Linked DNA regions of Homo sapiens: region 1 is linked to region 2. Evidence: read pairs that join two places in POLR2A ChIA-PET (ENCODE). Cell type or tissue: PC-9. All regions are shown on one strand. Each heading gives the region's core, and the rest is flanking DNA. Links, peaks and the distances in the headings are about the cores only. Region 1 overlaps RANGAP1 (Ran GTPase activating protein 1). Region 2 has its middle 16 kb from the start of RBX1.

The links. ChIA-PET counts read pairs that join two places held together with the same protein. Peaks named below come from ENCODE experiments on the same cell type or tissue, not always from the same donor. Only the 100,000 strongest peaks of a DNase experiment are listed, where the experiment ranks them.
Region 1: POLR2A ChIA-PET joins it to region 2 with 6 read pairs; 2 of 35 experiments call an interaction of 5 or more read pairs at or near these places.

Annotation. Positions count from the first base shown.
Region 1 is chr22:41,254,214-41,258,595 of GRCh38, forward strand. It overlaps RANGAP1 (Ran GTPase activating protein 1), which reads right to left. Exons shown (of 16, transcript NM_002883.4): 7 at 3,735-3,893; 8 at 2,498-2,611; 9 at 1,978-2,077; 10 at 1,808-1,892; 11 at 95-281. Among named protein-coding and RNA genes, the nearest start is that of MIR6889, 3.4 kb to the left of the region's middle. RefSeq lists enhancers at 2,164-2,707, 2,708-3,251, 3,796-4,338. In PC-9, for the core only: a CTCF peak has its summit at 2,165 (motif pointing right); a DNase peak (open chromatin) is centred at 2,278; H3K27ac peaks cover 1,435 bases.
Region 2 is chr22:40,932,913-40,937,294 of GRCh38, forward strand. No RefSeq gene overlaps it. Among named protein-coding and RNA genes, the nearest start is that of RBX1, 16 kb to the right of the region's middle. In PC-9, for the core only: no CTCF peak of the experiment used is centred there; no DNase peak of the experiment used is centred there.

The DNA.
Region 1 (4,382 bases), core at 259-4,258, 320 kb after region 2:
TTAAGGAGACACCCCCTACCCCATTGTGAAAGTGCCTCGGGATTTCACGTTCTCAGGACCAGGGCTCTGATTGTGGCAGATGATAGAAACTCACCCCAGTGTTAGGGTCCAGAATCTTCCGTGAGGGCGTGGCTGACTTCTCTCCCTGCCCTCGCTGCTGAGGCTCTTCTTCCTCCTCCTCCTCCTCTTCTTCCTCCTCTTCCTCATCTTCCTCCTCCTCTTCTTCTGCTTCCTCTTCTTCCTCTTCTCCTTCCTCCTCCTCCTCCTCGTCCTCGTCATCACTGCAGAAAGAGCTGGCTGAAGCAGATCCTCTCTACCCAGCAGCCCAGGTTGGCTCTAAGGCCTGGCTCCATGAGCCCAGAGACCTCACCTCAGCCAGGAGGGAGAGAGCCTGGTGGGGTGGGAGCACCTGCTCCCAGGGCAGGGGCAGGTGGATCACCAGGGAAATCCATGCTGTGGACACAAAAAAATAAGATCGGCCCGGCGCGGTGGCTCATGCCTGTAATCCCAGCACTTTGGGAGGCCGAGGTGGGTGGATCATGAGGTCAGGAGATCGAGACCATCCTGGCTAACGTGGTGAAACCCCGTCTCTACTAAAAATACAAAAAATTAGCCGGGTGTGGTGGCGGGCGCCTGTGGTCCCAGCTACTCAGGAGGCTGAGGCAGGAGAATGGCGTGAACCCTGGAGGCGGAGCTGGCAGTGAGCCGAAATTGTGCCACTGCACTCTAGCCTGGGCAACAGAGCGAGACTCCATCCCCCACAAAAAAACAAAAAAAAAAAACAAAAAAAAATCAGATCTTGTCCCTGTCCTCAAGGAGCCCCAGGTTTCATGGAGAGACAGAAAACGAAGACAGCTTTGTCACACCTAGAGCCCAGGGCTTGGCAGGAACACTGCCCAGGTTGAGATGCCAGGGCAGGGGCGCCCACATCCACATGACCTCAGGAAGCTACAGGTGTGGGGGAGGAAGAAGAGTAGGGGTGTCCTTGCCCCATAGGAAGGCTGGACCATTTCCCAGGGACAGTGGGACCTGTGAGGTTCAGCCCACCTCGGAGTCCCCAGTTCCTAGCCTCAGCTCAGGGCCTAGCACCGAGGAGACACGACTGAGTATCTGACACACGAATGAGGCCGACTTGGAGATGCGAGGGGCACAGGGAGCCCGATGCTGATGGCCCAACCGGACTTGGATCCAGGAGATGGCCACTCCCCGGCCACCCACCTTCACCTCCAGGTAGACTCCCCAGGCCCCATGGTCTCTTCCTTTCTAGAGTCAGCGTCTTAAGAACAATCCCGAGTGCAGCCCCTTCTGGCTGCCCCCACCTCCCACCCCCATCACTCCCCAGGCCCCACCACATCAGGATGAGATCTGGCCTCACCCCTTCAGAGGCCTCCCCAACTCCACCACTCTACAGGGTGGCCCCGCTCAGCCCGTACGAGCTCCTCTGTTGAACGGACAACTCATTCTGTCTCCACCCCACGAGACAGAAGCCCTGACTGTCCCATCCTTATAGCCCTGATGCCTAGTGTATGACCTAGTACGTAACAGGAGTGCACCCAACGTTTCTGAATAAATACAAGTAGAAACAAATAAAGGGGCCAGGTGTGGTGGTGGGTGCCTGTAATCCCAGCTACTTGGGAGGCTGAGGCAGGGGAATCACTTGAACCCAGGAGGTGGAAGCTGCAGTGAGCCGAGATCACGCCACTGTACTTTAGCCTGGGGAACAGAGCAAGACTCCATCTCAAGAACAAAAGAAAGAAAGAAAGGAATGGCCTGACCCCGACCTCTGGGGCCACCCCGAGTTCCCTACCTGAGGGACGCCAGCACCTTGGCCATGTTGAAGCCCTCCAGCACCTCCTGAAGCTGTTCACAGCCTTCTTCTCCCAGGGTGTTGCCTGCTCAAGGGGAGGGAAGAGCAGTCAGCCGGGGTGCCAGGGCCAGCCTAGCAGACCTGTGCAGAGGCCTCCCCCATCCGACTACCATTCAGGTCCAGCTTCTCCAGCTCAGCTTTGTCTGCCATGGCCTCAGCAACAGCCAGGGCAGCATCCCTCTTGATTTCACAGAATGACAAGTTCAGCTCCTGAAAATAAGAGGAAGGGTTGGAGGCAGGCAGAAACCCGGGCCAGGACACCAGGTTCTACTCTAAGCCTCAGTTTCCCCAAGTGAGGATATGGCAGGCTCTGTCCTCCAGGTGGGGCAAAGTGGGCAGGAAGAATAACACCAACAACAAAAATAATGCCCTGCAGCCAACGATGAGTCACGTACTGTGTTTACTTAAATCACAAGACAGTGATGTACACCACTCCCTGCCTCCCGCTTTAGAAATGAAGAAACCATGGCTCAGAGGGGTGTGGAGGCTCACACAGCATCACAGGGCCCGAAGTGGAGGAGCTGGGATATGGACACAGGCCCACCTGCCTTCAGACCAGACCCCTGTGCCCCCAGCCGCCCCACCACCCACAGACCCCAGAGGGAGGACGTCAGGCGTCCAGGCTGGCACCTTTAGCTTGGGCAGGCCGCCGCGGATGGCATCTGCAATGGCAACTGCACCCTTGGAGCGCACCAGGCAGTCCCCAAAATTAATCACCTCCACCTGCCGCAAGGTCTTCAAGGTCTGTGAGGGGGAAGCAAGGGTCCAGAGTGAGGGTGCAGACCACACCCCAGCCCTCAGCAAGCCCCGGGGGCCCCACACGGTCACATCCCAAGCCAGCCACCACACACTGTCCTCCTCTGCAAGTCACCAGCTTTGCCGTCTTCTACTTGTTGGCCTCTGGGCCCCTGGCCAAACCTCCTCCACCCCTCCCCATGTTACGGCCAGAACTCTTCCTGAGACCAACCAAGCAAGGTTCCTGCTGAGCATCCGGGTCTTCCACACGTAAGCTGATCCCTCTGCCTGAAACACCCATCCCCCACCCTCTGTCCAGAGAAAGACCACTTGCCCTATACAACTTAGCCAAAATGTGATCTCTTCCAGGAAGCCTGCCCTAAGTCTGATTTGAACTTCCTTCTGGCGTGTTCCCCAACACCTGCACACATCTCTGCTAACACACAGGCAGCCGGACTAGCCTTCTGTGGGGCCACGGGACCCTGGCAGCCAAGAAGCCACTGCGTTCAGAGCCCAGCACTGTTACCACTGGCAGCTTCCTTCCCTCCTTGAGCTAGGGTCTCCCTGAAGGCGGGGTCTTTGGCTCAACCCCATGTGGCCTGCACTTGGTACAAAGCCAAGCACTAAATGGGGACTCAAAAAACAGCTGCTGGGCCAGGCACAGTGGCCTGCACCTGTAATCCCAGCTACTCAGAAGGCTGAGGTGGGAGGATCACTTGATCCCAGAAGTTCAAGACCAGCTTGGGCAACAGTAAGATTCCGTCTCAAAAAGTGATAATAAATAACAAAACAAACAACAGCTGCTGAACAAATCAACCAGGAAAACAGATGTGGGGAGCAGTCTGCTCCTGTGCAGCCTGAGAACAAACCAGCGGCAGCCGCTGGGGGCTGCAGAGGCGGCTCAGGAGAAGGTGGCATGAAGAATCAGAGCTGCCCGAGGAGGGCGTGGGTTACCTTGGGACCTGCAACCCTGTTCAGGACATGTTCAAAGAGCTGGAGCCATGGGGCACACACCCAGGGGGCAGGCAGGGGGTAGAGGAGTCCCTGCTAAACGGAGCCCCAGCTTCCCTGGAAAGACAGCAGCCAGCCTCTATCTGGCGGGGCCCAACTGGCTCTGCCACACTCGCCTCACCTCGGCCATGGCCACGGCGCCCTTCTCAGTGAAGGTGTTGTCATTCAGGTTGATGACCCGCAGCAGGGGGTTGACAGCGAAAGCCTGGGCCAGGGCAGTGATGCCAGGGTGGTTGATCCCATTCTGTGGCATGTGGACCTCCTCCAGGGTCCCGATGACCTGTGAAGAGGAGGCAGAGAGTGGAGGGGGCCCCGAGTGCCAGGTGACATCCAGCAGGCAGGAGAGCAATTCCACACAGCAGGCACAGGAATGGGCTGCCGCCAGCACAGGGCAGGGGCCTGTCTGTGGGATTTTGGGGCATGGCTGCATCTAACTCTTTCCACAACCTCCTGAGGGAGGCCTACTGCCTGGGATAGGATCCCCACCAGAGAAAAGACTAGGGATCAAAGAGGCGAAGTGACTTGCCCAGGGTCACAGAGCTCTAGATCCAGCAGGTCGATTTCTTGTTCTCAGTCTGGTGTCCTCAGCACAGTGGGGACCCTGGCTGTGGTGGGCAGGCACTCATGCCCCTTCTCTGGATGACATAGCTCCATGTGACCTTTCTTTCTTAGGGGCCCTCCTAGCCCACCCACCTACACAACATAACCCCTTCGACATGGCGTCCTTCTCTAGGGATGAGGAGGGTGTTCCCTGGCCCATGCAGCCCTA
Region 2 (4,382 bases), core at 98-4,097:
TAATTTACAAAGTATTCATTAGCTGCTGTCACAAAATCATGATAGCAAACTTGAAATGATTTTATCAGTCTTATAGAGGAAGAATCTGGTGGATTTGATCCAGCCTATTAAAAGGTTGGCACAAAACTGACTGAAAGGTCTCCAGAAAGTCCCCATAACACTCAAGACTGTAAACTGTAGCCATGCACATTTTATGAAGGATGAATTTTGTGGGGAAATAGGATCAAGTTGCAAAATTATGAATATTTGACCTTTGTCAACCATATAATGAATCGTAAGTGTAGCCATCTCTCTCTCCCTGTTAGGAACCATCTTTAAAATCTGAGACTGTCTATGAGGAGTACCTTTAACATTTCTCACGTTCTGGCAGGCACAAAAAGATACTTTGTATGGCACAATGGAACAAATTTGAGGGGGCTGAGTGGTAAGTACATATGACTTGTAGAAAAAAAATTATTATACATCCTTTAACTATGATAAGAAAAATATGTACAGTGAGCCACCATGGCTGACCAACAAACATGAAATTTCTTATAATGGGAATGGATTTCTAATCCAGTTGAAATATTTTATATCAAATATTTCAAAATAAGCTATAATTTGCAGCATATACATGTATTGTTAGAACAGTCACCCTGCTCACAGACTCCACTAAGAAGTACTTCATCCACAAAAGTCGTAAGTATCCAGCATATGTAAAGCAGAGATCTGGGCTGTCTGAGGCTGCATCTGGAAGCAGCCCTGGCCCAGTCTTGAGCCCCCATGACACCTATGGCTAGCAGCCCTTACACATCTGAAACACCAACCACTCTAGCTAAATTCCATGACATCCTTGTCTTTCATGTGACACTGTGCTCAACAGCTGCCACTGAAGTAGATGACCAAATGGTAACACCTCTCCTTCTCCATATTTCAGTGAGCTCTTGAAAAATAATTCTACATCTTATGACCCTAATTTAAATACCCTAATTGAAATATCATTTAGGGTATTTAAATTAGGGTCATAAGATCTAGAATTATACTGGTAAGAATTACTCTGGACATAAAAATTTGTGTGACTGGTCAGATGTGGTGGCTCATGCATGTAATCCTAGCACTTTTGGAGGCTGAGGTGGGAGGATCACTGGAGGCCAGAAGTTCAAGACCAACCTGGGCAACATAGCTAGATCCCCATCTCTACAAAAAAATTATATTAGGTGTGATGGTGCATGCATGTAGCCCCAGCTACTTAGGAGGTTGAGGTGGGAGGATCACTTGAGCCCAGGAGTCCAAGGCCCAAAGCTGCAACAAGCCATTATCATACCACTACACTTGAGTGACAAGGGCAAGACCCTGTCTCTAAAAAAAAAGTATCTGTCACTATGTAATATTGATCTAGATTTCCACCAGTTTTTAAACCCCATTGGTTCTGAATGATTGCCACTAAATACTACATTTTCCTAGGAAACGAAAGTGGGAAGCCTACAAGGTTAGAACAAACATTTTTATTAAAATATTCATCTTGGAGGGGCAGGGGGAGGGAGAGCATCAGGATAAACAGCTAATGCATGCAGAGCTTAATACTTCAGTGATGGGTTAATAGGTACAGCCATGGCAAACATTTACCTATGTAACAAACCTGCACATTCTGCACAGTTGTGTACATGTATCCGGGAACTTAAACAAAAAAAAAATGGCCGGGCACAGTGGCTCACACCTGTATTCTAGGACTTTTGGAGGCCAAGGCGGGCGGATTGCCTGAGCTCAGGAGTTCAAGACCAGCCTGGTCGACATGGTGAAACTCCGTCTCTACTAAAATACAAAATTAGCTGGGCACGGTGGTGGGAGCCTGTAGTCCCAACTACTCGGGAGGCTGAGGCAGGAGAATTGCTTGAACTCGAGAGGCGGAAGTTGCAGTGAGCCGAGATCAAGCCACTGCACTCCAGTCTGGGAGAGCGAAACTCTGTCTCAAAAAAAAATTTTTTTTAATTTTTAAAATTTCACATTTTAGCAATTAAAAAAATACTCATCTTGAAAGATGTTATTAAATATTTTATTGAGGCCAGGTGTGGTGGCTCACACCTCTAATCCTGGCACTTTGGGAGGCTGGGTCAGGCGGATCACCTGAGTTCAGGAGTTCGAGAGCAGCCTGGCCAACATGGTGAAACCTCTCTACTAAAAATACAAAAATTAGCCGGGCTTGGCCGGGCATGGTGGCTCACGCCTGTAATCCCAGCACTTTGGGAGGCTGAGGCGGGAGGATCACGAAGTCAGGAGATTGAGACCATCCTGGCTAACACAGTGAAACCCCATCTCTACTAAAAATACAAAAAAAATTAGCCAGGCGTTGTGGCGGGCGCCTGCAGTCCCAGCTACTCGGGAGGCTGAGGCAGGAGAATGGCGTAAACCCGGGAGGTGGAGCTTGCAGTGAGCCGAGATTGCGCCACTGCACTCCAGCCTGGGCTACAGAGGGGGACTCCGTCTCAAAAAAAAAAAAAAAAAATTAGTCGGGCATGGTGGCAAGCACCTGTAGTCCCAGCTACTCGGGAGGCTGCGACAGGAGAATCGCTTGAACCTGGGGGGCAGAGGTTGCAGTGCGCCAGTGCACTCTAGCCTGGGCGACAGAGCAAAACTCAGTCTAAAAAAAAAAAAAAAATTGAAAGCAGGGACTCGGTTATTTGTACACCAATGTTCAATGCAGCATTATTAACAATAGCCAAAAGGTAGAAAAATCCAAATATCGATTGATGGATGAATGGATAAACAAAACGTGTATACATGCAATGAAATATTATTCAATTTTCTGGCCGGGCGCAGTGGCTCACGCCTGTAATCCCACCACTTTCGGAGGCCGAGGCGGGCAGATCACGAGGTCAGGAGATCGAGACCATCCTGGCTAACACGGTGAAACCCCGTCTCTACTAAAAATACAAAAAAATTAGCCGGGCATGGTGGCGGGCGCCTGTAAGTCCCAGCTACTCGGGAGGCTGAGGCAGGAGAATGGCGTGAACCCGGGAGGCGGAGCTTGCAGTGAGCCAAGATCGCGCCACTGCACTCCAGCCTGGGCGATAGAGTGAGACTCAAAATAAGATGGTTAAAATTATATTCTCACTGGCCGGGCGCGGTGGCTCACGCCTGTAATGCCAACACTTTGGGAGGCCAAGGCGGGCAGATCACGAGTTCAGGAGATCGAGACCATTCTGGCTAACACAGTGAAACCCCATCTCTACTAAAAATACAAAAAATTAGCCAGGCGTGGTGGCGGGCGCTTGTAGTCCCAGCTATTCAGGAGGCTGAGACAGGAGAATGGCATGAACCCGGGAGGTGGAGCTTGCAGTGAGCCGATTTCGCGCCACTGCACTCGCCTGGGCGACAAGGCGCAACTCCGTCTCAAAAAAAAAAAAAAGAAATTATATTCTCACTTATAAGTGGGAGCTAAACATTGAGTACACATGGATCCAAAGAAGGGAACCATAGATACCAGTGCCTACTCAAGGCTGAAACAAGGAGGGTGAGGATCGAAAAATCAGCTCTCAGGTACTAGGCTCATTACCTCAGTGACAAAATAATCTGCGCACCGAACTCCAATGTTGAGCAATTTACCCATGTAACAATCATGCAGAGGTGCCCTTTGAACTTAAAAATTTGAAATAAAGAAAAATGGGTAAAATTGGGAAATTGTATGTACATTTTGCCACAATAATTTTTTTTTTTTTTGAGACGGAGTCTTGCTCTGTCGCCCAGGCTGGAGTGCAGTGGCACTATCTCAGCTCACTGCAAGCTCCGCCTCCCGGGTTCACGCCATTCTGCCTCAGCCTCCTGAGTAGCTGGGACTACAGGTGCCCGCCACCACGCCCGGCTAATTTTTTTGTATTTTTTTTTAGTAGAGATGGGGTTCCACCGTGTTAGCCAGGATGGTCTCGATCTCCTGACCTCGTGATCCGCCCGCCTCGACCTCCCAAAGTGCTGGGATTACAGGCTTAAGCCACCGCACCCGGCAATAAAAAAAAAATTTTTTTTTTGAGACAGAGTCTCTCCCTGTTCCCCAGGCTGGAGTGCAGTGGCACGATCTCGGCTCACTGCAAGCTCCCCCTCCCAGGTTCATGCCATTCCCCTGCCTCAGCCTCCCAAGTAGCTGGGACTACAGGCGCCCGCCAGCACACCTGGCTAATTTTTTGTATTTTTAGTAGAGATGGGGTCTCACTGTTAGCCAGGATGGTCTCGATCTTCTGACCTCGTGATCCGCCCGCCTCGGCCTCCCAAAGTGCTGCGATTACAGGCTGGAGCCACCGTGCCCGGCAATAAAAATTTTTAATAAAGGAACTGTATCTGCGGGAGGCTGAGGCAGGAGAATTGCTTGAACCCAAGAGGCAGAGGTTGCGGTGAGTTGAGATCGCGCCATT